7 separate regions of the Mus musculus genome follow, and all the other regions are linked to region 1. The links are chromatin loops, found by intact Hi-C in ENCODE. Cell type or tissue: left cerebral cortex. All regions are shown on one strand.

Region 1 (4,000 bases):
TCTGGCGGATGTACACAGCCCTGGAACTAACCATTTAGTTGCTTTAGAAACTATTTAGAGTTCCACCAGGCGGTGGTGACACACGCCTTTAATCCCAGCACTTGGGAGGCAGAGGCAGGGACAGCCAGGGCTACACAGAAAACCTGTCTCAAAAAAAAAAAAAAAAAAAAACGAATTCAAAGGCGCGCGGGCTGGTGGTGGACCTCCCGGCCGGCAGGGGGCGCAGCGGCCATTCCCTAGTGCCACTTGACTGCGCAGTCATGCTCACCGCCGCCACAGAGGTGTTGGCTGCTGCAGACGGTCCCGGGTCTGCGGAGTCCGCGTGGGCCTGGGTGAGCCCGGTTGCGGGTGGGACGGGCGCGGGGTGGCGGGATGGGCTCAGGACTCCGGCTTCATGGCCCCACACCCCCATAGAGAGACGCCCCGATCGCTACACTGGTGCAGAGGATTCAGCAGCTTCAGAATGAACGCGCACAGGCCTTCCGCCGTCTAGACCAGTGAGCGGGCTGGGCTGGAGGAGGGGGCGGGCCCTGGGAGAGCTTGCCTGAGGGGGACCTGAGGGGAGGCGGCTGGAGGCGTGGCTGGGAGGACCTAGGTTGTGGACTTGGTCGGAAGAGGTGGGGAGAGAGCCAGATCTGGTCCAGGAGATGCAGGAGTGCTGCTGCCGGGAGCAGGGCGTACTTGAAAGCGAAGTCTAGAAGGGTGGGTAAAAGGATCTGTGACACTGAAGCCTGTCTATTTGGGGGAGTTGGGTAGAGCTGAGGGTGTAGCTTTTAGTAGCAGGGTAGATAGGTGTAGAGCAGCATGTGACCGTGGGCGTGGCCTGGCGGGAGCAGCTGTGGTGTGACCCTCCACAAGATCCCTCATTTCTCTGAGTGCAGAGATGGTTAAGCACTAGCTCTGTCCTGACAGACCCAGTCTGTGGAGTTCGGGTTTGTCTCTTTCGAGTCGGGGGTATCTTCCACGTAGCTGGAGCAGGGAGCGTGGTCTGCTTGTCAGCGTGTCGATTCAGCATCCTCCCGGTCCACTGCAGAGCTCACCGTCAGTACCTGCTCAGTGGTCAGCACTATGACTTCCCGAGTTACCGGAGTGTCGTGCACGAGGTGACCCAGGCCTTCGCCGCTGCCTCGCGGGAGGTATTGGCAGTGGAAGCAGAGTTGGCAGGGCCTCGAGCGCAACCGGTGCTCGCCCGCCACGTGCGCAGCCTGCAGGAGCTAGAACAGACGCGCCTGGCCACGGTAAGACCACCACCCCTCTCCTTTTAGAGTGGGGCATGGTCCACAACCCATTCCCAGCCACCCCGACCTACTACTATTTTTGCCAAACACCTCTATGCATTTGGGCCCTCTCCCACTCTTTCCTGGCTAACTACATTTCCCTCCCAAATTTTTGCTTAATTATACCAGCCCCTCTGTAAAGCTGTCCTAAGAACTCCAGAAACCCAACGCATCGACCACTGTGGCTGTTTAAGTCCCTAACTCTGGGTTATCACCGTTGGAACCCACAAACTACTTCTTCCACAAACATCCTCAGACACTTGTCATCCTTGGTCCTTGACCCAGATCCCAAGACCCCACCTACCCTAACCTTATAGCCAGTGGTAGCAGGGGAGGAGCTTGCCCACTGTAAACCATGTAGCTCTTTGGTCTGGAATTCTTAGTGCAGAATCCCAAACTCTGCAGAGTTCCATTTCCATCCTAGAATTCGAACTCCATGTCCGGCCACTGGGGTGGAGGCCACACCCACCATACCTGCCACCATTCCCTGGTTTTTCCAAACTGTGACCATATTCTGTACCTCCTTCCATAGGAGAGCCCTAAAAGCAAGTCATACGCTACCTCCCACTCAAGCTCTGCTCTCCTTAGAGTCCACTCCTGGCCCTCCTTCCCTCTGTGTGGCTTTTGTCTACTGTAACTCCCATTTCCTCCTCCAGGTGGCACTGTTGCAGGTGATGGGGACACCAGGAGTGTCAGAACAGGACCCTGAAAAGTTGCACCAGCTGAAAATAAAGTGAGCCCTGTTGGCCCCTTGGCTTGCCACCTTAGATTGGCACCTTAGATTGAGTCAGCCCAGCGCAGAGCCAGTCAGAGAGGGCAGACACTCTGATGCACTCTGGTGCTCCCAGATGCGTACTTCCTAGGATGTGCATGTATATCACATCTCTTACAGTTTCCACTGCTTTCAGGAGTTTGAATGTGACCAGTCACTTGCTCCCCTGTGAACCCCTCTAGGTCTATTGCAGGTCTCTATGCATAGATAGGCATGCACAAACATCCCCTCCCCCCACCACCATGGCCTTTCCCATGAGCCTACTGTGACCCAACGAGCCACCCGGCCTCCTGGGCATGCTCCCAGGCTGGGCTTGAGGTTTGGCAGCAAGCAGGAGGGCCCAAGGCTTGCCATAGCCCCCCTCCCCGCTAGCTGTGCAGCTCAGCTAATTCACCCCATCTGGGTTTTATTTATAGTTTCCATCCGCTCTTGTAGGGTAATTAAAACCATGGAGGCGATCGGCGAGGTTCTGCAGGAACTCAGGTTTGATGCGGAATCTGCCGAGTGAGGGCGGCTCCCCAGGGACCAGAGGAAGCCGGGAAAAGAGGCCCATGGCGTCGAGCCCAGCCCTGACCGCCAGCTGGCTGAGGTCGTGCCCTGCTGGGCTGCCCTCCAATGTGCCTCACGCAATAAAGAATTCTCCCTCTGCAGCTTTCCCATCAGCTCTGTATCTTGGGATGGGTCAGCCATCTTGGGGTGAGGGGGGATTCTCCAGGGAAACAGGGAGAGCAGGTGTAAGATTTCACACCCCCAAGGAGTTCTGGGACAGGTAGTGTTCTAGAAAACAGGATCGAAATTTATAGGTGGGGAGGGGGTATGCTACCCCTCCCCCCACCCCAACACATAGGCCCCAAACACACTGGCCATCGGGACCTGAACAACTCCTTTATTTATTTAAAGAGACTCTTGGGAGGCCCTGCAATACCCCAACCCTACCCACACTGGGGTATATCCAAGTGTGACCATCATGTGGACCAAAGCTGTGGTTGTGGGAGCTCATTGTGCCCCAGCCTCTGGTAGGTTTCTTTGTTGCCCAGATGGTACAGAGGGGCTCCAATTCAGGTGAGCCTCCAGGTCTGACCCAGCAGGAGGATGGCCTATCCTTAGAGTTTAGCCGGCAGGACCTGAGGGCAGAAAAGAGGCCACATTAAGCCTGGACCCTTCAGCAACTTGATGATGCAGTAAAACCTGGGGCTCTTTGCAGTAGGTGAAATGAGCACTAAGAGATCCCTTTGAGCAACACCGAAGGAGGGGAAAGGGCCTCATCTAGACTGCTGTAGGCCCCACTCACCCAGACCCCCTTACCTCTCGCCGCACCCCGTCTGCCCGAGGGCAGGATCCCCTCGTCCTGTGCTTGGAAAGAAGAGTGCGGTGTTGTGGAGGCTGCTCACCCGGGTCTCTCTCTTCCTCTGCTCCTTTACCCCCCACGCAAGCCTCCCCCAACTTTCCTACCTGGTTTCGGGTCTTGTGTGACTTCTGCATCCAAGCACGCCACTGGTCGTACAGGCGGAAACTAAGGTTCGAGCAGTATGCGTGCTTCTTGAGCCAGCCGAGGAACTGCTTGAGCTCGCGCCGCACCGGGCCCGAGCTGGGCTCGCCGCCCCGCGGCTCGCACACCCCGCCGCCCGGGCCCGGGCGCTCTAAAGAGAATGGAGCGGCAGTGTTGGGGCGCGGCCAGCAGGAGGCGCGCGCGGGACGGCGGCCTCCCATACCAGACCAGCTTCGGCTGGGGAAAGTTGGGAAAGGTGTCAGGTGTGGACCCAGAGTCACCCAGAGGAATGGCAATGCCACGGCGATGGAGACAAGCAAAGGAGGGAGTCAAATCAGTGGGAGGTAAAACCGAGTATTCGGTCGGAAAGGAAATCAATGGAGACTAAGTGGGGCCGGAGACTCTAGGGACACGGACAAAGCAAGGGGCAAACTAAGACAAAGACCTAGAAAGCAGAGATCT
Region 2 (4,000 bases), 170 kb after region 1:
GAGGCCATCATCCCCGGGTCTGTCTATGACCGCAGCAGCCAGGGTGAGTCTTCCTGGCCAGAACCCATGTGTTTATCTTCCCACGTCCCACTCCGAACCTGTTGCCCCATGGGTGGCCTCCGTCTGGAACTTGTCCAGTAGCTTCTGTAGCTTCTCCAACCAGGTCCCCAAGAGCTGTTCTGGCCTCAGCTAGTGGTTTGGGCCATGATCCCTTTAGAACTGCTAAGGCCACCTGTCTGCCTGAGTGCTGCTGCCCTTGTATCCTGCAACAAACCTGTGTCTACCTCAGCTAGGCTGGCCTCTGCTTTCTGGAAGCTTCCAAGTTTGTCTAGAAAGTTCCATCGTGGCCAGATCTCACCAACCCTTCTGTCATTTCTTACCCTCTACCAGCACTCTGCATGTCAAGACACACTCGACCTCCCTACTTGTCTGGCTGGCCCAGCAGCTAGTTCATGGCAGCCAGTGTCCACTGGAGCCCTGCATCTGACTCAAATGTTTTGCAGGCCGGCCCTCGAACATGTACTTCCAGACCCATGACCAGATTAGTATGATCAGCGCAGGCCCCAGCCACGTGGCTGCCATGAACATCCCTATTCCCTTCAACTTGGTCATGCCTCCCATGCCGCCACCTGGCTACTTCGGACAGGCCAACGGGCCGGCAGCTGGTAAGCGGTTTTATCTCTACTGCCCAGGCTCTCCTCCTAGCTTTAGGTAGACCTTGCCATATTTCACTGCTGTCTTTCAGGTCGGGGCACCCCAAAAACCAAGACTGGCCGTGGGGGCCGCCAGAAGAACCGCTTTGGGCTTCCTGGGCCCAGCCAGACCACCCTTCCCAACAGCCAGGCCAGCCAGGACGTGGCCTCCCAGCCCTTTTCACAGGGTGCCCTCACACAGGGTTACGTGTCCATGAGCCAGCCCTCTCAGATGAGCCAGCCTGGCCTCTCCCAGCCAGAACTGTCCCAGGTGGGCCTGCATCCTACAGCAGAGAAAAGGGGGTGGAGGGGTGAGGGGACACATGAGACCATGATGCTGCCTTTCTGAAGGGTGAATGAACTCTACTGCTATGGATCTGAACCTGTCACCCTGCCACTCTGGCTGCAGTATGGGGTTTCTTCCCATCCTCGGGTCTGCGGACTGGGTGGCTGTGGGCTACTAGCTTTCCTGGCCATGTTCACACTACCTTTGCCTTTCAGGACAGCTACCTCGGTGATGAGTTTAAATCACAGATTGACGTGGCACTCTCACAAGACTCCACATACCAGGGAGAGCGGGCATACCAGCACGGCGGGGTCACCGGGCTGTCCCAGTACTAGAAGGCAAGTGCCCTGGTGGGTTCAGCTCTCTGCACACGTGTGCAAACAGGGTCTTCCCAGACAGACTGGGCAAGTAGATATGGTGTGTTGGCAGGTCCTGCCTCTACTGGCCCTGACACCTCTAACCCTGTCCCTGATCACAGGTAGCGGAGGAAGAGCTAAGCTATGTGGCTTAGTCTATCAGCATCTTATTCTGGGTAATAAAAAATAAAAATAAATGGATACCTGTTTTCCACTGCTAAAACTGAAGCACCACTGTGTGAGCAGCCGAGGAGAGGAGAGGAAAGAGGAGCGAGAGCGAGCAGAGAGCGGCCAGGGAGGACGACAGAGCGGAGCGCCGAGGAGCGGGCGCCCCCTGTGGGCGGCGAGAGGAGAGAGGCCCGCACCGCTGCGAGGCCGGCCCAGCGCCGTGCCCGCCAGAGGGAGAGGCCTCGCCAGGACCGGCCCCGCTGTTCTTTTTCTTTGTTTCTCGTGATTGAGGGGCTACGTTTTAGCAGGACGAACTTCGCGTTTCTGTGCCCAAGCGGGCGGCCAGGAGCATCAGTGCGCGGTCCCAGCGCTAAGGGGTTTCATTTAAAGAAAATACGGTGTTTGGGGTTTTTCTGGTTTTTCTTTTTTTTTTCTTTTTTTTGGTTTTTTTTTTTTGTTTGTTTGTTTGGTTTTTTTTTTTTTTCTTTTTGGTTTTCCTTTCCTCCCCCCTACCCCCTTCAAAGATTCTTTCAAAGGAGTATGGGAAGTACTTGGATCGGTTTGTCTCTAGAGACCTGACTGTTAAACCTGAGAGATGCGAGAAGCTTCCGGGAAAGGCAGCGCTGAGAAGCCTGAGCCCCGCAGCCTGGGATCACCGCCTGCACCGCAGCCGGAGGATTTGTTTTTGAGTTTGAGCTTCAGAGGCCACAGGCGAACTCGTGAGCACGGCCTGCGGGTTCTTCCCCATCGAGGGTGGAGGCCTCATTGCTGGGCGCCCTGCCCCGGACCCCCACCTCCCGCGGCAGCCACCCAACCCCTACCCAGGCACACCTGCGCCAACGCAATGGAACTTAATTTTTAGTCAAATTTGTTTTAAGCTTTTTGTCACCAATAAAACATGAACAAACAGTCCCTGCTTTTGCGTGGGGCGGTCCCTGAAAGGGTGTCCCGGGTGGTCAACGGCAGCCACACTCATCCACCACCATGTCTTCGTAGTGTCGCAGGACCACGTTGTCACTATTGTCGAAGAAGAGCACGGAGATGGGTGATAGACGCTCTGGCACGCAGCAGGGCGAGCCTGCACCCGGGGTGGGAGCAGCTGCGTGCATGAGCGCGCGCAGCACAGCGTGGTTGAGTGCAGGCGGCCCGCCGGGTCCCCTCAGCGTTTCGGGTAGTGCGCACGTGCCCTGGCAGAAGTTGGCTAGGAAGCCACGCGGCGCGATCACCCAACGGTGCCAGCCCACCTCACGGAAGCTCACATGCAACCGTCGGGTACGACAAGTGCCCACTGGACCAACTTCTACCCTGGGCTCCGTGTGGCGCCGCAATCGCGGCAAGGGACACAGGCGTGGGTCCAGCGTCACCAGCAGCAGGGAGGCCTCAGCCAGGCGCCCACAGGCTGCAGTGGCCCCAGGGTGCAGTGACAGCGCCAGGCGCACAGTACAGGGCACTGATGCGTTGGCGGCTACTGCAGTCCCCAGTAGGTCTGCGCGCAGGAGCACCCCTGGTGGCGCCGGCACGCGCAGCAGCTCAGGCCCTGGATGCTCTGCGTCGGCCCACAGTGCCACGCTTAGCTCCCACCCCCCTGTATCTTCACTCTCAGCCTCCAGCCGCAACTCTAAGCGCGCGCGTGTTGGGCGCTCTGTGGGCTCCACATTCGACAGGTCAAAGACGACTGTCCACTCGGGGCACAGCCCCGAGGTCCTGGCGGGTTGTGCGGGCCTGGAGGACAGACCTGGAGATGCAAGGAGAGAGCGGACATGGCGCGATGTCCCAGCAAACCGGCTGGGCTGAGACAAGGAGGAAGGGAAGTGTTGAGAGACGGGAGCCCCACTGATGGATGGGGTGGGGGCAGGGCACCCGCTGCAAAAAAGGGACACTGTAGGGCGCCGTGCCTACAGTTGCAGACATGAGCAGAAAGGAGACGTGCCAGCCAGGACCTGGAGGCCCAGAAAAGTGACCTGAAGGAAGGCATCAAAGGATATGAAGTGGCGGGATGGGGGCAGGGCTGAGATTGGGCACTGGGAAGCCACTAGCACGTGTCCTTGCTTTTAGAGGACTATGAAAACAGGGCCCCAGCTAGTTACCAGGCTGGACAGGTGGTGTGGGGGACCCTCAGTCTCATGGACCCTTGTCCAACCACAACCCCCTACTCACCGCTGTCGGGGATGTGGCGCACAATGTTTCCGGCGACCCCTAGTTCCTCCACGTGGCATGGCCGCAGAGGGCGTCCCACTCTGGCCTCCTGGGGGTCGCGGCGACGGAATAGGCGCCACATGACAGGAGGCACAGGTCGGTGTGTGGGGACGCTCCGGGGCGCTTCGGGAAGCCCAAGAACCTGGAGCAGGGCGGCAGCGGGGCCCATGGATGCTGGCGCGGGGGCCAGGGTCGTCGAGGGCAGCAAGAGCAGGAGGAGGAGGTGGTCGCAAAAACGATGGCAGACAGGGAGCATTTTCCTCCCAGGAGGTGTCCAAGAGAGTCAGCGGAGCCCACTGCGT
Region 3 (4,000 bases), 64 kb after region 1:
CTCTGTAACTAGAGCTGCAGCTGCAAATGGTTATGAGCTGCTGTGTGGAAGATGAGATTCAAACCCAATTACCAACTGCCTTAGTCACTGTTCTATTGCTGTGAAGAGGCAACTCTTACAAAGAAAACATTTAATTAGGGCTGGCTTACAGTTTCAAAGGTTTAGTCCATGATCGTCATGGTGGGAGCATGACAGCATGCAGGCAGACATGGTGCTGGAGAAGGAGCTGGGAGTTCTACATTGATCCATAGACAGCAGGAAGAAAGACACTGGGCCTGGCTTGAGTGTTTGAAACCCCAAAGCCACCCTTAGTGATACTCTAACAAGGCCACATCTCCCAGTCCTGCCTAAGTAGTGCCACTACCTGTTAATATGTGCCTACAGGAGCCATTTGGTTGTTTTTTTTTTTTAAAGATTTATTTTATTTATTATATGTAAGTACACTGTAGCTGTCTTCAGACACCAGAGACGGAATCAGGTCTTGTTACAGATGGTTGTGAGCCACCATGTGGTTGCTGCGATTTGAACTCAGGACCTCTGGAAGAGCAGTGAGTGCTCTTAACCACTGCTCCATCTTAACCATCTCTCCAGCCCCTACAGGAGCCATTTGTATTCAGACTACCACACTTCCTACTGAGCCATCTCTCCAGACCCTGCCTGGGAACGTTCAATCCTTCTGCCTCAGTTTCCCCAATGCTGGCATGACAAGTGTGAGGAAATAAGGGAGGGGGACACCTGGGTGTATGATTCTCTCCATATCTCCCTCATCCATCCTGGGAGGCAGTGACCAATGGATCCAGTCGTCGTCAGGCCATTGTTCCACCACTCTGGGGGATAGGACTGATAAGTTACAGCCAAGGCTGTGGGGTGAATGGAGTGAGGACACAGCCCCCAGGTGGTTACCTGCTGACCTCTACTCCCTCCCAGCCCATGTCTGCTCTGTTCTCCTGTGTCTGTGATGGGTTCCCTTCAGACCAGAGTAAATGGCAGAGACAGCTGGTGTTTATCAATGCACATTAATTTCACTAAAGCCTTCTAAAGCCATGGGAGACAGCCAGGATCACAGTCAGAGCCCAATTATAGCCAGGGGTCCCCCTTCCAGGCAGCTGTAGGCTTTGTCTGTGCCTTTGACCTCTCAGGACAATAGTGAGAACTAGCTGGTAGACAGAAGTGTGTCCCATCTCCCCTCTTCCTGGCAGAGATGGTGGTCTCAGGCATTGCCAGGTAGGAAAGATGGACCTAAGTAAATTTGGAAGGACACAATGGCCCCAGTAGCGGAAAGGCCTGTGTCTCCAGCTTCACACAGTTCAAAGTCTTACCACCTTGAGGCTCTGTTTTCCTCTGTGTGGTCTGGGTTTCATACAGTCTCCTTCAGCACAGCATGTGTGTGTGTGTGCATGTGTGCCACAGACATGTGTGCCTTTTTCTGATCCCTTCTACTTCTTCATGTGAAGCAGAGCATCCCACTGAATGGAACGTGAGGCTCCCCTTTCAGTAGAGTGATTGGCCAGTCCCCTATCTGCAGCACTCAATGGCCACGCCAAACTTTAATGTGTGTGCCTGTACAGCAAATGCTAGCATAACGGAGCCTTCTCTCTAGCTCTATTTGTTTTTATTTATTTATTGCTTGCTTTTCTTTTCTTTTTTTTTTTTCTGAGGCAGGGTTTCTCTGTGTAGCCCTGACTGGGTAATCGCTTTGTAGACCAGGCTGGCCTTGAACTCAAAGAGAACTGCCTGCCTCTGCTGGGATTAAAGGCACGTGCCACTATGCCTGACCTTAGCTCTCTAATTTTTCTTTCTTTCTTTTTTTTCAAGACAGGGTTTCTCTGTAGTCCTGGCTGTCCTGGAACTCACTCTGTAGACTAGGCTGGCCTGGAACTCAGAAGTCTGCCTGCCTCTGCCTCCTGAATACTGGGATTAAAGGTGTGTGCCACCACTGCCTGGCAATATTTTTAAATTTAAAACATTTATCTATGTATCTCTGTGTGTGTGTGTGTGTGTGTGTGTGTGTGTGTGTGCACATGCTATGTGTATATTTAACTTCTTGCCAAGGCCAGAAGAGGGCGTTGGATTTCTAGAACCTTAGTTGCAAGGGCATATGAGCTATTCCATGGGATCACAAAGTCAGGTCTTTCTCGAGGACAGCAGGTGCCCTTAGTCTCTGAGCAATCTTTCCATCTTTCCAGAGAGCCCCCCCCCATTTGTCTTTTTTTCTCCGTGTCCTGTGTCACAGGCTGGTTTGAACTCACTCTACAGGTAAGGGTGGCTTGAATTCCCCATCCCCTTGGCTCCAGCTGGTCGTACCATCATGGCCAGTACTGTCTTTTTTCTTAGAAGGCGCAGCACATTTCTCCCATTTGAAACTTTATTATAAGTGTGGTGTGTGTGTGTGTGTGTGTGTGTGTGTGTGTGTGTGTGTGTGTGTGTATTGCTGGGGACCGAACCCCGGCTTCTGTGTGCCAAGTCAGGCTCTGCCCAGGAACTGTACTTTGGGACCCCTGCTCAATTCCTGGTAGGAAGTCTGCTCCCTTCCCCGGCTGTGTAGCCCAGGGCCCACTCTGTTCATGCCTGTGCCCTGGAATACAGCAGGCGCGCCAACAAGTCCTCAGCGAATGCTGGAGTCCAGTGAATGCAGGCATCAGTTCTGCCGTGTCCTCTGCCACTCAAGTCCCTCGCTGATGGGACAGGACCCGGACCGCTGTCCAGCGAACCACGCGCACTGCAGTGCGCCTGCGTAGGCACGCCCCTCCCAGGCTCCCGACGCGTTGCCCAGGCACGCGCAGGCGTGTTCACCCCAACGCCACACGCCTCTCCCGCGCGCCGGCGCCACGCTCTGGGCCGTGCTTGCGCCTGCGCGTTCTCTCCGGCCGTGGGCCCGGCCGGCGCCTGCGCGGTGGCTCCCGAGAGTGGGGGGGGCCAGGAGGTGGAGGAGGAGTAGGAGTAGGAGGAGGCGGCGAGAAGATGGCGACTTCGAACAATCCGCGGAAATTTAGCGAGAAGATCGCACTGCACAACCAGAAGCAGGCGGAGGAGACGGCGGCCTTCGAGGAGGTCATGAAGGACCTGAGCCTGACGCGGGCCGCGCGGGTGAGAGCGCGGGGGAGGGGAGGGGAGGAGGGAGGGGAGGAGGAAGAGACGCGGGGGCGGGGCTGCGGCCGCCGCAGGTGTCCCCACGCCGCCACAGCGCTGAGCGGCTGCTCGCGAGATTGCTCTTTGGACTTGACAGGTGGTCCCATCGCAGCTACCTGAGTGGACTGGTGTCATCTATTATTGTTGTCTGAGGGGACATGTGCCATCATCATAGCTATCAGAATGGACACGTGTCACCCCCCTGATTGCTACCTGATGGTACAGGGACTGCATCATTGCTACCTCGTAGGACCTACGACTCCATCATTGCTACCTGAGGGGGCAGGTGTCACCCTTCATTGCTACCTGGTGGGGCAGGTGTCACCCTTCATTGCTACCTGGTGGGATAGGTGCCACCATCTTTGCTACCTTCAGGGAGAGTTGTTCCCTTAGTGTTATCTGTGTGGATAAGTGGCCCCATTGTTGCTACCTTGAGGGGATAGTTGTCACCCTTTATGCTACTTGAGTGGACAGGTCTCCATTAATGCTACCTGAGTGGACGGTTGTCACCCTTCATTGTTACCTAAAGGAAAGGGGTCCTTTCATCGTTATTTGAGGGCACAGTTGTCACTCCATTGGCACCTGAGGAGGAGGTGATACTGTATCATTGTCACCTGTGCCTTCCTTGGTACTCCTACTTCTGCCGTGAAGGAGATGTTATCCCTCCTGGATAGCTGAGGATATCCCTCCTCCATGTTTGGAGTCAGCATAGAGGTGGCTGCTTGGTTCCCATGCATGACAGGGAACAGCTGCCAACAGACTGGGTGGCTGGGCCATTTGACAGGCATAGCTGGCCTTGCTAGGTTCTTGGCCAAGTGGAGTGGATGCGGAGCCTTATCCTTCCATGTCAAGTGTGTGTCATCAGACTTTC
Region 4 (4,000 bases), 89 kb after region 1:
GTTCACAGATTATTCCCAACCGCCAAAAGATAGAAAAGCATGCCTAGTGTCAGTCATCTGAGAAATAGATAAACAGTGACGCTGTGTGCTCCTCCTGGGGCATGCAGTGAGCCAGATGGACCCCAAACACACAGGACATGACAGAAGCCAGACTTGAAAGGCCACATCTTGTATAGCTGTGGGGCCGAGAAATGTCCAGAACATCTAGAGAGATGGGAAGCAGGGTTGGGGCTGCCAGGGTGAGGAGGGACTGGCCCGAGCCCCTCGCACACTGTCCGTAGTTGCACCAGGCTGCCCCTGCCAATCCCTCATCACTGCCACACTTAAACCTCGGGTGCTCTAGGTTACTGGATTGTGCTCGGGTGGGTCCGTCAGGCATGTAGGGCACGTGAGAAAAACATATCCTGGCTCTGGCTCAGGCATCTTCCTTTAGACTTGCAAGGGAGCAGAGAAGGAGACGGTGGGTGGCTGGGGTGAGCACATGAGAGCCTGAGTGCTGGTCCCCACGCCCTGCTGAGCATAGGGTCCTGCCTTCAGTCCTCAATGGCTCGTATGGGTCCTGACTCCCATCCACGGCAGAGAGGGGAAGAATCTAGAGATCAGGTATTTCAAAGTCTTAGAATAGGGGCACACAAACCCTCTCCACAGGAGTGGATTGGATGAGAGGTTACAGTTCTTGTCCCCATCTTCCTTGCCACGCTAGAGCCCTCTCTTCCCATTGTTGGAGATTGTAGCAAGCCAGTCCTTATTGCCTGGTGGCTGGTTCTGCTCCACCTAGGTGAGCTGAAATCCTCGTGTGAGGCCATGACAGTGCAACAGCCTGGCTCTGTGGAATCTAAGAGCTTAGCTGTAGGGAGCAGATGGTACCTCTCCGGGAGAGCTTGGGGACGTGGGTGGTGACAGGGCTGGGGCAGCATGGGCAGGGGAGGCAGTCAAGGTGTCCGATGTAGTGGGGAAGGAGTCCCAGTCTCTATCTAGGCGTGGCTTCAGTGCTGTCTTAGGTCCCTGCCCTTGCACACACTCCCCCCAAGGCCCTTGTCCCTGCCCTCCTGCACTTCAGCAGCTCCTCCAACTTTCCCTGAGCTTGCTGCCTCCTGCTGTGCTTTTAGAATCCAGGGAGATTAGCTCTCCCTCTCAGAGAACTCTGGATAGGTGGCCCAAGGGTGGGGCCCCCCAGGACTGTGTGCTATCGGCCTCTCCTGGGGTGCATGCTGCCCTAACACTAGGAAGGCCAGGGTTAGTCTTTGAGCCTCTTTCTCCATTTCAGCCATTAGCAGAGGGGCAGCTGCCCTGTCCAGGCACAGCAGCTGTGTCCCCACCTGAGGTCCCGAGAGCAGCTCTTCTGGATAATCCTGCAAGTGTTTTTCTAGCTGCTTTCCTGCATAGCCAAGCCCTGCTTCTCTTCCAGGCTCTCTTCCTGGCTACCATGGAGGTGACAAGCAAGCAGGAGATAGCCCTCTGTTAAGGAGGTTCAGATGGTAAACTGAGGAATGGAGAGTTCCATGGAGCTCTAGTCAACTGCCATGCCCCTTGCTGGTTTCCATGCAGAAGCCCTGAGGTAGCTGCTGCTGGCTTATCTGATGCAAGGCTATGAGGCTGGAAAGAGCAGAGGGCCAAGCCAGTGGAAGGGAAAGCTGAGCGTGCAGGGAACACACATCCCTTTCGTAGCCTTCCCCTCCTACTCTTTCCTACTAGACTCTCTGCACAGGACAGAGCCCCAGTGTCAGCTGGCCTGCTCTCTTTAATATCTTTACAAGGCCAGCCTGTTGCCATGGTGACTACAAGCAGTCCTGGCCTGCCCAAGGCCACTCCATCTGAACATTGAGTCTAGGAGGGGATAGTGGGCGTGGGGTTGCTCAGATCTCCTAGGGAAAATGGGGCCTGCCAGGTCCTTTCCCCAGGAGATACCCAGAGTGGCTCCATACAAGGCCAGAGGTGGCTTTTTTATGACGCGCTGGTCATACCATCCCAGGGAGTTTAGCCAGAGGGATGCCTCCACTGAGCTGTCCACCTGGGGAGGTGCTCCATCTGCAGTGGGAGGGGGGGGTCCCCCGGCCCCCTATAAAACAGCCCCACCACCACCTTAGCTACCTCCTAGCTAGGCAGGCCATGTCTCTTTGGCAGGCATGCCTCTTTCCCAGGCGTGAGTTGTCCATCAGGGGAGTAGACTGTACTGTGTCTCCCCAGCAATGTGTCTTCATGCTCCAGAGGCAGGGGCTGTGACCTTATGCAGAACTGAAGTCCTTAATTAGGGGGCTGGAGAGATGGCGCAGGACTTAGGAATTGTAAGCACTGTTCTTGCAGAGAACCTGGATTCCTTCAGGCTCCAGGTGTTACAGTGCCCCCTTCTGGTATCTTCAGACATGTGCACATGCCTACACACAGACACCCACCCACCCATGTAATTAAAAATAGAATAAAATACATGGTTTTGTTTTGTTTTGTTTTGTTTTTGAGACAGGATTTCTCTGTGTATCTCTGACTTTCCTGGAACTCTCTCTGTAGACCCAGCTAGCCTCTGTCTCATAGATCCACCTGCCTCTGCCTCTTAAGTGCTGGTATTAAAGGCATGCACCACTATACCTAGCTAAGATATATGTTTTATAATATAGTCTCAAGGTGATTCCTGGGTTAAGGTGAGAGCCAATTCCCAGGGCTGGCTCAGTGCCCTTTGGTGTCTGTTTGGGTTGGGTGTCAGGAATTCTGTGGACACAAAATTCCCATACTTAGGTCACTTTCTGATTGGGGGTGCTATGAGAGTCTGCTAATTCTTCTAGAAACTTCTCCACTGAACTTGGTTGGGTTTTTTGTTTTTGTTTTTGTTTTTTTGGTTTTTTGAGACAGGGTTTTTCTGTGTAGCCCTGGCTGTCCTGGAACTCACTCTGTAGACCAGGCTGGCCTCGAACTCAGAAATCCGCCTGCCTCTGCCTCCCAAGTACTGGGATTAAAGGCCACCACCACGCCTGGCCCCACCAAACTTGGAATACCTGTGTAGTCTTCAATTTTTTTTAAAATCTACTTTTTTTTTTTTTTTTTGGTTTTTTGAAAACCTACTTTTAATAAGAGTTCTGAAATGCTTTAACCTTCCTTCTAGCCCATCACCCTCCAGAGATAGTGAAAAGAAATAGTGTATTAGGATACAGGGGAAGTGAACCATACCTGTTTAGAAACAGTTCTTTGGGACGAGTTCAATCTCTAATTGTCAGGATATCAGGTGTCTAGTTCAGTTGTGTCAGGAGAGCAAACATGAATCAGCAGTGGTGGCATGACCCAGCAGAAACACCCAGGCCTCAATGAATCAGCACAAGTCAGCAGGAGCCACCAGGACCGGCAGGAGAAATTCTATATTATGCCTCTCTGAATGAAGTGAAAATCAGCAAAGATGAAGATATGAGTGAGACACTGAAGCATTGTAAGTCCAGCCATGCAAGCTTGCCATCAATGTTGGGTCCTATGTGTACTCCCTCCTCCAAACATCATGTGTCCTTCCATGGGTATTGCCTCACCACGTGAGTCTGTCTTAGCAAAACTCAGCCGACATCACTCTGCCAGTCATCCCAAATCTGAGGAAGTAGCCAGAAGCTGCCAGAAAACCACCAAGAGTTTTGGTGCATTTCTATGAAGTGAGGACAAACAATGGTAATTAAGGAATGGCAAGGTGTACCAACACCATCCAGTGTCGCCTGCGTCTGTTGTGTCCTTCTTGACATCATGTGTCTTCTTACATGTTTGCTTTAGCAAAACATCCTCTCACATGTGTCTGCTTTAGGAAAACATGTCTGCCCCAGCAAAACACCATCTGACAAAACTGACTTTCCAAAGAAGCCACAGGTTTCCACTTCACAGCTGACTCCACCAAGCTGTGGGGATCATCACAGTGGCGTAGGAGTCGGAGGAGTCTATGGGTTCTTGTAAAGCTGACCTTTCTGGGTGCTGCTGATCATGGGGCTCAAAGATACTGAGGTCTGTGCCATGCGAACAGAAGACAGAAGTGGACATG
Region 5 (4,000 bases), 150 kb after region 1:
CAGAAAGCAGGCTAAGCAAGCCATCAAGCAGCCCCCCTCCATGGCCTCTGCACCAGCTCCTGCCTCAGGTTCCTGCCCTGTGTGAGTTCCTGTCCTGACTTCCTTCATCAATGAACAGTGATGTGGAAGCTTAAGCTGAACAAACCCTTTCCTCCCAACTTGCTTTTTTGGTCACAGTGTTTCATCACAGCAATAGAAACCCTGACTAAGACACTATCTCTCAAACTCTTGATTCATTTATTTGATTTATTTATTTGCTTTTCAGATTGTTTCATTATGTAGACCAAGCAGGCCTGGAGTTCTTAGTCACCTGCCTCATCTCCAGAGTGCTAGGACTAAAGGTTCTGGCCTTCTGTTTTGATTTTTAAAAATCTTTTAGATTTATCTTACAGGTCTGGATGTTTCCCTTCGGGTACCTTTGTACATCACGCTTGTACCTGGTGCCCATGCCAGGTACCCATGGAGATCAGAAGAAAGTATCAGGGGTTACAATTGCCACGTGGGTGGGGTGCTGGGAACCAAACCCAGGTCCTCTAGGAGAGCACCCTGTGCTCTTAACCTCTGGGCCATCCCTCCAGCCTCCTATTCTGATATTTTTTTTTTTTGAGAGAGAGGGCCTCTCATAATGTTGCACAGGCTGGGATAGTGAGAAATTTTACAGTTTTGGTTTCTTTGAAAAACACAGAAATATTATAAGACAATGTTTTGGTCACTTTAATCCCAGGTGTGGAAGATGGGGCAGCTTTGTTCCCAGTGTCCATGGCAGCTGACTATGATTTGTCCTGTGCTCTAGCAGGGGCGTGATTGTGCCAGCTGCAGAGAATTTCTGTAACTGTGTGGCTCTGGAACACTGGGGACTTTTCAGAGGGTATACAAATGTGAAAGCCCCAAGAGGGGTGGGGTGTTGGTTAGTGATTCGTTGCAGTTTGCTATGTAGTTACGCACAAAGAAGATACACAACAAGAAGAAATTAGATATCCTGATGGCAAAGATCAAAGCTGCCTGCAAGGAACTCAATAACTCCTAATCAGCAGGAAATATTCTAAACCTATTGTGGCCCCCTTTTCAATCCCTGACTTTATTTAAAGATCTCTTTCTTCCTTTCCTCTCTGTTTTTTTTTTCTTTCTTATCTAGTTTTAGGGGATTGAAATATTGGAAGAAAGAAGAACCCACAAAGTATCTACAAGCTGGTCTCAAATTTGTTCATCTGAGATGACCTTGAAATCTTGTTTATCTCCTGAGTGCTGGGGTGGGGGAGGGGGTGGGGCCAGCTGTGCACCACCACACCCAGCTTGTGAGAAGTTGGAGACAGAACACAGGGTCCTGTGCAGTCAGATAAAGAGGTGTCCTACTCAGTTACCAGCACTGTACAATAACTGAGCTCCAAGCTGAGCCCCAGTACCAGACTTTGGGCCACTTCATTATGTATCTTTCCTGTCTTGAAGTCTGAGACCCACCAAGTGGGTTCATCTTCCCATGGCCGGAGGTTACAGACCATCAGACATGAGTCAGTATATAAACTACAGGTCTGGCCATTTTTCCTTCCTAACAAAGTCTATTATTTAAAAATAAGAGAAGGAGAAGGAGAAGGAGAAGGAGGAGAAACAGAGTGGCCCCACACTTCCTCTGTGACCTTAGTTTAACAAAGCACACATTGCTGTGACACTGGGACACTATTGAGAAATCTCAGACATGCATAGCCTGAGCACAAGCCTGTGTGTACAGGACATTCGCCACAGGAGCCCTTGACTTCAGACGATGCTAGGTGTGCCTCCTCACCCTCCAGCTTGTGTGAGGCAGGGTCTGTCTCAAAAAACAAAAACAAAATTTTTTTTGGTCTTTTTTTTGTTTGTTTGTTTTTGTTTTGTTTTCTCTGTATAGCCCTGGCTGTCCTGGAACCCACTTTGTAGACCAGGCTGGCCTCAAACTCAGAAATCTGCCTGCCTCTGCCTCCCAAGTGCTGGGATTAAAGGCATGCACCACGCCCGGCTAATTCTTTTCCACCGATTTCAGTGGGACTGAGAGCACACCATGTGCCACATGCAGGATTGGAGGACTCCTGCCTGAGAAGAGGTCTTGAGCAATTACTTGTCTTGTTTAAAGATTTAATTAATTTTTTTTGGGGGGGGGTTCTAGAGACAGGGTTTCTCTGTGTAGCCCTGGCTGTTCGGAACTCACTCTGTAGACCAGGCTGGCCTCGAACTCAGAAATCCACCTGCCTCTGCTTCCCAAGTGCTGGGATTAAAGGCGAGTGCCACCACCGCCAGGCTTAATTTTTTGAGACAATGGTTCTCTTGTTTATCCTGAATCTCACTTTTTTTTTAAAAAAAAGATTTATTTATTTATTATATGTAAGTACACTGTAGCTGTCTTCAGACACTCCAGAAGAGGGCGCCAGATCTTGTTAGGGATGGTTGTGAGCCACCATGTGGTTGCTGGGAATTGAACTCAGGACCTTCAGAAGAACAGTTGGGTGCTCTTATCTGTTGAGCCATCTCACCAGCCCCGGAATCTCACTTTTTAAACCAGGCTGGTCTCGAACTCTCAAAGATCCTACTCCAAAAAGACAACTGAAGTCTGGACTCTGGTGGTTTAATCTTATATCCTGTTGACTGACCCAAGAGGTTGATGAGATGGCTCAGTGGGTAAAGGGGCTTGTCACCAAATCCGAGTTCCATTATTAGGAGAGAACCAATACCTGTAGGTTGTCTTGTGATCCCACACATGTGCTGTGCATGTACAAGTGTGCCCACACACAACTAAATAAATGTACTAAGAATTGAAAAACAACAAAGCAACAGAGAACCTTTTATTGAGCAGTGGCTACAGGCACTACTGTCCCTCTATGGAAGGTTGCAGCGAACTGGGCTAACTAATCCTTGGCCTGATGGAACATTTACTTATCTGTTTTTGTTTGTTTCATTGTGTTTTTTAGCCAAGTTCTAATATACCTCAGGCTGGCCTCAAACTTGCTATACAACTTAGGATGACCTTGAATCCTTGCTCTGTCTCCATCTCCAGAGTCCTGGGAGACTGCGCCTCTACACTCAGCATCTGTTTTTGTGTGTTTTGAGATGATGTAATGTTGGGTGTCCTGAACTTCGCTCTGTAGACAAGGCTGGCCTCAGAGTTACAGAGATCTCCCTGCCTTCGACTCCTGAGTGCTTGGATTTTAAGGAGTGTCCTTACTGGGAGATCCACCCAAGCAGAGGCAGCCACCCTCCTGGGTTTTTCCCTCGCAATAAATCTCGTGTTAGGTTTGTTGTGTGCTGTGACTTTGTTCTATTTCTTGGCTCCCAATTGCCAGGATCTTTTGGAGCACAGCTGAAACACTTTGGGGAACCACCTCCACCCCTCCCCCTGCCCAAGCAGAGCAGATACACTTCTGTGGGGGGAATGCCTTTCCCTTCAGAGCTGCAACACTTACACTTCCTCCACTGAAGAGTGGGAAGGAAACCCAGGGAGGAGTGTTTCTCTAAGTCTCGCAGCTGGCTGTGGATGCTCATCAGTTGGTAGCTTCTGCCTAGCACACAAGAGCCCTTAGTTCCGTGGTCAACATTGCATGTACACCTGTCACCCCACCACCAGGCACTTTGAGGCAGGAGGATTCCCCCGAATTCCAAACCAACCATGGTTACAGTGTGAGACCCTCAATCAAAACCAAAACAGGCCGGAGAAATGGCTCAGAGTTGTGCACCCAGCGCTTACAAGAGGAGCTCACATCCATTCATAACTAGTTCTAGGGGACCTGACCCCTTCTCAGCGATTCCCAGGCTAGCTCGGACCAGTGCGACTTGATCGCAAGACAAAAGAAGCATTTATCTTCACAGGCTTCAGGAGTGCTCGGGGTAGCAGTGACTACCATTTGGCAGAGTCCCCGCTCCCTACTCATTTATTCAATCGATGAATACTGAGAATGGCCACGAGCCAAGTGACAGACGGGGTAACTAAGGTTCAAGGAGTGCAGGTGCGTGGTCCCCGTGCCACAGGCTCCACACC
Region 6 (4,000 bases), 57 kb after region 1:
CTGTGCCACCAGTGTGACCTGTGCCACCTGTGTGACCTCGGGCTTTGGGGGCCCCTCTATCCCTTTCTCTTCAGCTTCCCTGCTGAATGGAGAGCTGCAGGGCTTCTGAGTGTCAACTGGGCTGAGGAGCCAGGCTTGCTGGGCAGCCTGGAAGAGGGTGTGCACGAGAGGCTGGTGAGGGACCTCTCCATGTTGCTACAGCCCCCAGAAGCTTCCATCTCTGCTCAGTCTCTCTCTCTCTCTCTCTCTCTCTCTCTCACACACACACACACACACACATACAACTGCAGATAAGCCTCTGAGGCCATGATGGGTCAGATTCAGCAGACCTGTCTCCATTCTCCCGGATGCTTCTTCCAGTGCCAGACCCTTCAGGATCCTTGCCCCAGCCCAGCTCAGCACAGGGTGACAGTTGGGGACAAGTGACTGACACTTCGAACAGTTCTCTAAGAAGTCGGGCTGTCATCCCAAGGTCCCTTCCCTGTACTCCAGCTACCTTCCTCAGTAAGTCTCGGGTGGTGGCTACTAAAGCAAGGGCTGATCTATAGAAGAGTGGACCCAGGCTGCCAGGGGTATCCAAACAACCCACCAAGACATTGTAGCTGCCTTCTGCAGAGGGGCAGGGTGAAGTGTCTGCCAACCACAAGTCCCCCAGATCACATAGCACCTCACAACATCTTGTCCCCAATGAGCTAGCCAGAGAGCCTGCAGTGGGGCCAGGGGTGGGGGTGGGTTAGTGTATCTAACTAGGGCGATTGTGCAGAGCCATCTGAGCCAGTTTATGGAATGTTCTTGGGGGCCCCTGCCCCTTCCTTGGCGCCCACCCCACCCCCCTGAAGAAAGGAAAATTATTTTTTGTATTGTAAACTTTAAACATAAAAAAGCTGTTTTTAATTAGCAGAAGCTGACTTGCACGTTCAGTCAGTAATGTCTGTGTCCTTCAGAGAAAGGGAAACATGCCTGTGCACAGTATATGCATATAACACACACACACACACACACACACACACACACACACACACACACAAACACACACACACACACACACACACACACACACACACACACACACACACCCACCCCTAAGAGCTAGGGCATACTTGAGTTCAAGGACATACAGCAACTCATGAGTTAACATGGCCAAGATGGACATGCAAATCCATGTGCATCTGTGCACGGAGTCAAACGCACAGACTTTTACATATGGTTAAGGGCAAGCTCACCAAGCTGGGGTATGTCTCACTTAGGGTGGAATTCCTGCCTAGAGTCCCTCAGTGAACCCCTCAGGGGCTTAGGATATGGCTCAGGGGTGGAGCCTTTACCTAGAATGCCCCAGTGAGGGCCTGGGGGTGTGGCTCAGGGCTGGAGTCCCTACCTAGATTCTGTCAGTGAGGGGCTGGGTGGGGGTATGGCTCAGGGGTGGAGCACCTGCCTAGAATCCTCTAGTTAGGTTCTATGGGTGTGGCTCAACGGTAGAGTCCCTGCCTAGAATCCCCCAGTGAGGGACTGAGGGCAGGTCTTCGTGGCAAAGGCGAGACCTAATATGACTGAGCCCCTGGTTTTTATCTCATTACACGTAAAGAAGCCAGCTCCTGTGTCTGGCAGATGCCCTTGGGCGGATTGGTAGCATCACCACCCCTGGTCTTTCTCTGTCTTTAATCTTACAGCCTTAGGCCCCTGAACTGCCTTGAGCCCAGGGACACTGTTTCCGGCTTCTTCCTAGAGGTCTGGCCAAGGTCCTCAGGAACCTCCCTCCACACCTGGGCTCTGGCTGTGGGAAACTGCCCTCTCAGGGGACGGTGGTTTGCAGGCCCGAGAGACAGGCCAAGTGTGACTTCCAGGGCCTCGCGGTGAGTCAGGCCACGGGGGCCTCCGGGGAGCTGTGTGAGGTGGGAATCCGCCTGGACCTGGCCAGCTTGGAAGCCCGCCCCTGGCTCTGCTCTCCAGAAGTCAGTTCCAGCTTGAACATTCTCACGGCTGAGATCCCTCTCTGTGCTCCCTGGTGCTGGCAGCACCTGGCCGCCTGTCTCTGCAGCCTGGGACCTGGCCGAGAGGGACCCCGCCAGAAGATGCCCATACACAAGAGAAGTGAATGCCAGTCATCATTCTAAATCTGGTGTTTGTGGCACTGTTGTCGCTTGGCGCCAAGCTACCTTACCACCCAAGTCAGGGCCCCTGCTTAGCCCCTCCTAGTGCTCCCAGGGGCTGACCCAGCAGCCACAGCTCCCTCCACACCACCAGAGCTCTGATATGCTGCCAGCAGCCATGTGCCCAGCCCTGGGGGTTGATTTAAGATTCGGTCCGAACCGTTCTTGGCAGTGCCTTTGGCTGGGATTGTTTTTCAATCTGGGCACAGCTCCCAGCTCTGGCCAACAAGCTCTGAGGGGTCGGAAGTTTCTTGGGACAGGAGAGAGACTTTGTTGCCCCCTCCCCTTTCCTGCTCCTTCTTCTGCTGACAGGATGCCAGGGGCTTCTGCAGCCATCTTGTGGCTGTGAGGAGCAAGGTACATGAATCACACAGATCTCCTGCCTCCCGAGTCTTAAGTCACAGAGCCACCCTCCCATGAACCTCAGACTTTTTGTTACCCAAAATGCTACTTATGACAGTGGCCAATGGCCGGATGGTGGTGGCACGGGCCTTTATCCCAGCACTTGGAGAGGCAGAAGCAGGAGGATCTCTGAAATTAAGGCCAGTCTTGTCTACAGAGTGAGTTCCAGGACAGCCAGGTGAAACCCTGCTATCAAAACCCAAATAAAGACATAGCAGCCAGATTTTGTGATGGATGAAACCAAATAATTAGAGGGACAGTGAGACAGCGAAGAGGCAACTTGAATTTGACCCCTGGCCCCACATGATGGAGAGACAGAACTGACATCTGCAAGTTGTCCTTTGAACTCCATATGTGTTCCATGGTTTGCACACACCATGCACATTCACATAAAATGAAAATTGGCATACAGCTGAGTGCCATGAATTCAGATCTCAGCACCCATGAAGAAAACAGTGTCTGTAACCTGTGGAGAGTGGAGGACTAGTGATTCTGCAAAGAGATTGGCTGAGAGGAGAGAGCAGGACATATGATGTCATCTGCCTCCACTTGTGCACAGTATAACGTGAATGTGACATGTGGATCCATACAGAGCATTCCCCTAGTGAGTGTGAAGCCCTGCATTCAATTGTTAAATAACACACTTGCACATACAGCCAGGACCCTCAGCTGATGCAGGAGGATGCAAGTTCAAGGCTACCCTGGGTTACATAGGCAGAGTGGGTTAGGATTAAGAAGAAGCAAGAGGATGAGACAGCCAGATGCTGAGCTGAAAGGATGTCATAGTCCTGGAAACTGAGGGCACTTCTGTTCTCACACCATGCTACAGTGCTACAGTGAGTGTATTCGGGAGAGGATAGCACACAGGAGTTGGTTCTCTTTTACTATGTGGGGGTCCCAGGGACTGAACTCAGGTCTTCATACTTTGTGGCAAGATCCTTTTATCCAAGGAGCCATCTTGCCTCTTCTACTATCATTGAGTAGAAAACCCACAACTGGTGACCCCAATGTTCTTAGTACTCTTCTATTCCTGGGAAGAGACACCATGGCCAAGGTAACTCATAGAGGAAAGAAAGAAGGAGGAGGAGGGGGAGAACCCTGTCTTGGTTAGGGTTTTACTGCTGTGAACAGACACCGTGACCAAGGCAACTCTTTAATAAGGACAACATTTAATTGGGGTTGGCTTACAGGTTGAGAGGTTCAGTCCATTATCATCAAGGCAGAAACATGGCAGTGTTCAGGCAGGCATGGTGCAGGAGATGCTCAGAGTTCTACATCTTTATCTGAAGGCCACTAGAAGACTGGCTTCCAGGCAGCTAGGATGAGGGTCTTAAAGCCCATGCCCACAGTGACATACCTATTCCAACAAGGCCACACCTCCAAACAGTACCACTCCCCAGGCCAAGCATATGCAGGCCACCACAGCCCTTATGTTGCTGCAGTGGCCATCT
Region 7 (4,000 bases), 160 kb after region 1:
CCAAAGCTACTGACCCATAGGACTTGGCTCAGGGAGGTGAGCCAGTCAAGGTCTGTAATAATCCTACTTATAGACACTCCCTAGTATCATCACACACAGACAAAGTTGTGTGTGGCTCTGAAAAAGGGCTTCTTCTTTTCCTTTTTTGGGAGGGTGGGGGTTTGGTTTTTGGTTTTTTGAGACAGGGTTTCTCTTTGTAGCCCTGGCTGTCCTGGAACTTACTCTGTAGACCAGGCTGGCCTAGAACTCAGAAATCCACCTGCCTCTGCCTCCCAAGTGCTGGGATTAAAGGCATGTGCCACCACTGCCCTGCTGAGAAAGGTTTCTTTAGTGGCCATGTGGGACAGGCATTTCTCAGTGAGAAATAATGTCGCCTACATGCTCACTTAGAGGCATCCAGCCCAGCGTGGAACTCTTCATAATCCTCTGCCTCCAATACCTGCCTTGCTCTGTATCTTTCGTCAAAGTTTTAAAGAGATCCTTTGCGTCGGGTGGTGGTGGCGCACGCCTTTAATCCCAGCACTTGCGAGGCAGAGGCAGGCGGATTTCTGAGTTCGAGGCCAGCCTGGTCTACAAAGTGAGTTCCAGGACAGCCAGGGCTATACAGAGAAACCCTGTCTCGGAAAACAAACAAACAAAAAAAGAGATCCTTTGCAATGATTAAATGGTGTGGTCCAGAAATTGAGGCCAGGGCTAGAGAGAGCACTGGTAAAACTCCTGCCTGGTACATATGAGGCCCAGGCTTTGTCTCTAGTGCTGAGGAAGATGAATGCAGAAGTTATGTTGCATCTTCCTTGTCTAAAAGCTTTTAGATCGCAGAGCACACTCCCCTTTGCCTGTCTCTAAAATCAGTACAGACCCCGGATGATTGCAGCCAGGCTGAGTCCCCATGTGTCCCAGTCATAGGGTGTATTTTGGTAGTGTTGGGAATTGACCCAGGGATCCTAGCCTTTCTTGGGCACCATGTTTAGGGTATGAGAAATGACTGGTGATTGTCTGCATGCAGCTTGGAAGGCTCATATCTATACTGGGAAGTGGCTGAAGGTTGAGGCTGGGGGCTGAACAGCATGACTGATAACCATAGTGAGAGCTCACCATGGTTGATCAGGAGGTGTCTGCTCCTATCTCTTATCTTGAGTCCTGGTACTTGCTACTTCTAGGCTCCTGAAGAACCCGGTGGCTAAGTGTTGGGGGGATGCTGACTTAGTGCTCTGGAGCTGAAGTTCCTGGGGTGATGGTGGAGCTGTGCCCCCTCAGGCTAGTCAGGTCTCTGTGGTGGGACTTCAGTGCAGACATCCTATGCTGTGACTTTGAGGAACTTCGTGGCTATATGTTCCTCACCATAAGGCACAACCTGGGCATGGAAGGCAATAGCTGCCTGGTTTCTACCTCAGCCTGCACAGCCTCCATGATAGTAGGACACAGGCATATGTCATTGTGTTACATAGTGATCCCTACAGTGGTATGACAGGTTTCAAGCAATCATCTTGTTCTGTGCACTTAGGCTGTGGGGACAGTTGTGGCTTGGCTGAGAGCCCCATGGCCATACTGAGTGGCCCCTTGTTGCCAGCCAGCATTGACTCTTTAATCCTTTTGCTCAGTAGAGGAGCACGGGATTCAGTAGCATAGACCTCAGGAGTGGGGCCTCTGGGTGCCCTTGGTGGCCTGCACTGGTGATACTGTGTTCTCTCTAGGTTGGACCAGAGGGCATCTTGCAAAATGGGGCTGTGGATGACAGTGTGGCCAAGACCAGCCAGCTGCTAGCTGAGCTGAACTTCGAGGAAGATGAAGAGGACACATACTACACTAAGGACCTCCCAGTCCACGCCTGCAGGTATGCTGCAGGGCTCCAGGACCAAGAGGTGGCCTGCTTCAGAGTACCGGTTCCTTGTTCAGAACCCAGAGCACAGTACCTAACACCCCAGATTCATAGGGTTCTGTGGGTCCCCTGCCATAGCCACTCAGCAAGGACCCTGAAGAGCCAAGGCAGGGCATGGATCCTGACTAAATCAGCTCCATCAGGGCCACATGAGGGCATTGGAGGCTTAAAGAGTTGGAATGTCCTTGTTGTGGAATACCCAGCTCAGCTAACTTCACACCCACCCACCCACACACACACCCAGCAAGGCCAGAGCTTGTCTTTACTAGGGTTTTGTAGCCATCTGCCGCCCTCTACAGGGCTGTTTTGGCCTCTCCTCTCCACACCTATTGCTTTCCGTTATAATGGCTCTCTCCTGGTTGACAAGTGTTTTCGAGGATAAAACCAGAGCTACAGGCAGGCTGATCTGGGAGCCCTAGTCGTCCTTTCCACCAGGAATAGACGAGAGAGCCCAGTGAGAGCGTTTTCTGGTTTGACACCTCATGGCCCCAGCCTGCCGGTGCACAACAGAGCTATGGAGACCCAGTGATTCAGGGGCCTCCCTTAGCCTGGGTTGGGCCTGAGCATTCTCTGGTTGCACAGTACCTGCCTTCTGGAGTCAGGTGCTCCCACAACCTTGTTAGAAACTTGCAGGCTGAAGGGAAGGGGCCAGGATTGCCTTGGGCCTGTGCCACTCAGGCATCTGTGTTGCCCTCACACTAACCAAACCTGAAAGCTGCAGGCCAGTACTGACTGTTGATGTTTGGGCTTTTCCAGTTACTGTGGAATCCATGATCCTGCCTGCGTGGTTTACTGTAATACCAGCAAGAAGTGGTTCTGCAATGGCCGAGGAAATACTTCTGGCAGGTAGCTGACAGCCATGCATGTGTGTTTAATCAGCAACACTAGGGCTGCTGTGAGTTACGGTGTTGTTGGAGCAAAGCTGGAATGAGATGGTGCTGGTGAACCTGGGCTCCCCCTTTGACTGGTGTAACTTGAAACAGATGGTGGCGTGTGAACGCTTCGACATGTTTATCCTTGATTGATTCTCTGCCTCGCTCATTATGTGAGGAGTTTGGCTTAATTCTGTTCTCAGGCTGTGCCTGCCTCTCATGAAATGAGGCTGGCATGGCCTGCCTGTCCTTGTTCCTGGGAGGTTGAGGGCATCCAGCTGAGCCAGTTGACTTGATTGTCTCTGGAACCAATGGTTCAAGATCCTAAGTCATTAGGAACAACTAGACTCATCCCTATATCATGCTGGCTCTCCATGCAAGTGTCAGTAAACACTGTTGGAGAGAAACAACTGAGCCAGGTGTGCCTGTTTCCCACTGCCACCAGGGGTGTGGCTTGTTTCTGAGGACATTCTGTAAAAAGAATGCCACAGAAGGTTGTAGGTACCAGGTCTACAGTGAGGCAGGGATTATCATCTTTAAAAGATCTTAAAGTCACTTTCAGGGACCAAGACATCCCATTCTCAGAAGGAGGAGTAAGACCTACAAAGCTAAGAATGGCTGGATGGTCACTACAGTGGGGGTTTCATGGGATCATACAGAAAGACAACTAAGACAGTCAGGAAGAACTGGCAGAGCCTGTGGGCCCTGAGGTGGCCAGCCAATGTGGGCCACTATTGGGGTAGGCCATGTCCTCATATGTGACGGGGAAGGGATGGGAGCTATGGTCCTTAGGGCAGCTCCTTGCTATAGAGACCAGGAGGTGACCTGTTTGTTTAAATAGGCATGGAAAAAGAGGACCTGGAAGGAGCCATTTTTGCTGAGCATGGCTGCCAGAGGTTAAGTTAGCACCATGTGCTGGGGCTAGAGAAAGAGGAAATGGAGGGGTTGTGTGAGTCAGTGAACAAGCGAGCGGGGCTGAGGCTCCCTGGGCACCTGTGCCCCTGAGGTGTGACCATCTGGCCTGTGCTGACAGACCATGAGCAGTACTGGACATTTTGCATGGGGTAGCCGACCTGGAGGTGCCGAGAAGCCAAGCTTGGGGTGTTAACTGCGATGGTTTCCTGGTCTCAGCCACATTGTGAATCACCTCGTGAGGGCAAAATGCAAGGAAGTGACGCTGCACAAGGACGGGCCTCTGGGCGAGACCGTGCTGGAGTGCTACAACTGTGGCTGCCGCAACGTCTTCCTG

What was found. Peaks named below come from ENCODE experiments on the same cell type or tissue, not always from the same donor. Only the 100,000 strongest peaks of a DNase experiment are listed, where the experiment ranks them.
Region 2: it touches region 1 in a loop (2.9-fold over the local background); 8 of 42 quality-filtered maps call a loop at or near these places.
Region 3: a loop joins it to region 1, with 2.4 times the contacts of the local background. A loop is called at or near these places in 7 of 42 quality-filtered maps.
Region 4: a loop joins it to region 1, with 6 times the contacts of the local background. A loop is called at or near these places in 30 of 42 quality-filtered maps.
Region 5: it touches region 1 in a loop (3-fold over the local background); 8 of 42 quality-filtered maps call a loop at or near these places.
Region 6: a loop joins it to region 1, with 2.5 times the contacts of the local background. A loop is called at or near these places in 8 of 42 quality-filtered maps.
Region 7: it touches region 1 in a loop (5-fold over the local background); 10 of 42 quality-filtered maps call a loop at or near these places.

The regions. Positions count from the first base shown.
Region 1 is chr8:70,502,994-70,506,993 of GRCm38, reverse strand. Crlf1 (cytokine receptor-like factor 1) reads right to left here. Exons shown (of 9, transcript NM_018827.4): 7 at 3,502-3,689; 8 at 3,355-3,397; 9 at 2,916-3,173. The coding sequence ends at 3,160. It overlaps Rex1bd (required for excision 1-B domain containing), which reads left to right and starts at 242. Exons shown (of 5, transcript NM_025577.3): 1 at 242-332; 2 at 415-497; 3 at 1,034-1,238; 4 at 1,934-2,010; 5 at 2,485-2,699. The coding sequence starts at 261. The coding sequence ends at 2,557. In left cerebral cortex, CTCF peaks have their summits at 216 (motif pointing right), 1,929 (motif pointing right), 3,527, 3,729 (motif pointing right) and 2 weaker places; DNase peaks (open chromatin) are centred at 1,035, 1,938, 2,502, 3,745 and 2 more places; H3K4me3 peaks cover 1,393 bases; H3K27ac peaks cover 1,688 bases.
Region 2 is chr8:70,329,936-70,333,935 of GRCm38, reverse strand. It overlaps Gdf1 (growth differentiation factor 1), which reads right to left. Exons shown (of 8, transcript NM_001163282.2): 7 at 3,660-4,000; 8 at 2,344-3,237. The coding sequence starts at 3,954. The coding sequence ends at 2,459. Cers1 (ceramide synthase 1) reads right to left here. Exons shown (of 8, transcript NM_138647.3): 7 at 3,660-4,000; 8 at 2,348-3,237. Upf1 (UPF1 regulator of nonsense transcripts homolog (yeast)) reads left to right here. Exons shown (of 24, transcript NM_030680.3): 20 at 1-43; 21 at 504-665; 22 at 746-963; 23 at 1,194-1,316; 24 at 1,457-2,443. The coding sequence ends at 1,313. Among named protein-coding and RNA genes, the nearest start is that of Gdf1, 16 kb to the right of the region's middle. In left cerebral cortex, CTCF peaks have their summits at 1,677 and 3,006; DNase peaks (open chromatin) are centred at 1,683, 2,244, 2,895, 3,318 and 2 more places; H3K27ac peaks cover 2,497 bases.
Region 3 is chr8:70,438,520-70,442,519 of GRCm38, reverse strand. It overlaps Crtc1 (CREB regulated transcription coactivator 1), which reads left to right and starts at 2,947. Exons shown (of 14, transcript NM_001004062.2): 1 at 2,947-3,087. The coding sequence starts at 2,962. In left cerebral cortex, a CTCF peak has its summit at 2,069 (motif pointing right); a DNase peak (open chromatin) is centred at 2,828; H3K4me3 peaks cover 1,568 bases; H3K27ac peaks cover 1,080 bases.
Region 4 is chr8:70,414,036-70,418,035 of GRCm38, reverse strand. All of the region lies in intron 1 of Crtc1 (CREB regulated transcription coactivator 1), which reads left to right. Among named protein-coding and RNA genes, the nearest start is that of Crtc1, 24 kb to the left of the region's middle. In left cerebral cortex, a CTCF peak has its summit at 2,351 (motif pointing left); DNase peaks (open chromatin) are centred at 875, 1,707 and 2,325; H3K27ac peaks cover 2,551 bases.
Region 5 is chr8:70,353,605-70,357,604 of GRCm38, reverse strand. No RefSeq gene overlaps it. Among named protein-coding and RNA genes, the nearest start is that of Upf1, 2.3 kb to the right of the region's middle. In left cerebral cortex, a CTCF peak has its summit at 2,353 (motif pointing right); a DNase peak (open chromatin) is centred at 3,384; H3K4me3 peaks cover 603 bases; H3K27ac peaks cover 1,014 bases.
Region 6 is chr8:70,446,190-70,450,189 of GRCm38, reverse strand. No RefSeq gene overlaps it. Among named protein-coding and RNA genes, the nearest start is that of Crtc1, 8.6 kb to the right of the region's middle. In left cerebral cortex, a CTCF peak has its summit at 2,483 (motif pointing left); a DNase peak (open chromatin) is centred at 2,336.
Region 7 is chr8:70,342,060-70,346,059 of GRCm38, reverse strand. It overlaps Upf1 (UPF1 regulator of nonsense transcripts homolog (yeast)), which reads left to right. Exons shown (of 24, transcript NM_030680.3): 2 at 1,695-1,834; 3 at 2,636-2,725; 4 at 3,883-4,000. Among named protein-coding and RNA genes, the nearest start is that of Upf1, 9.2 kb to the left of the region's middle. In left cerebral cortex, a CTCF peak has its summit at 2,192 (motif pointing left); a DNase peak (open chromatin) is centred at 2,146.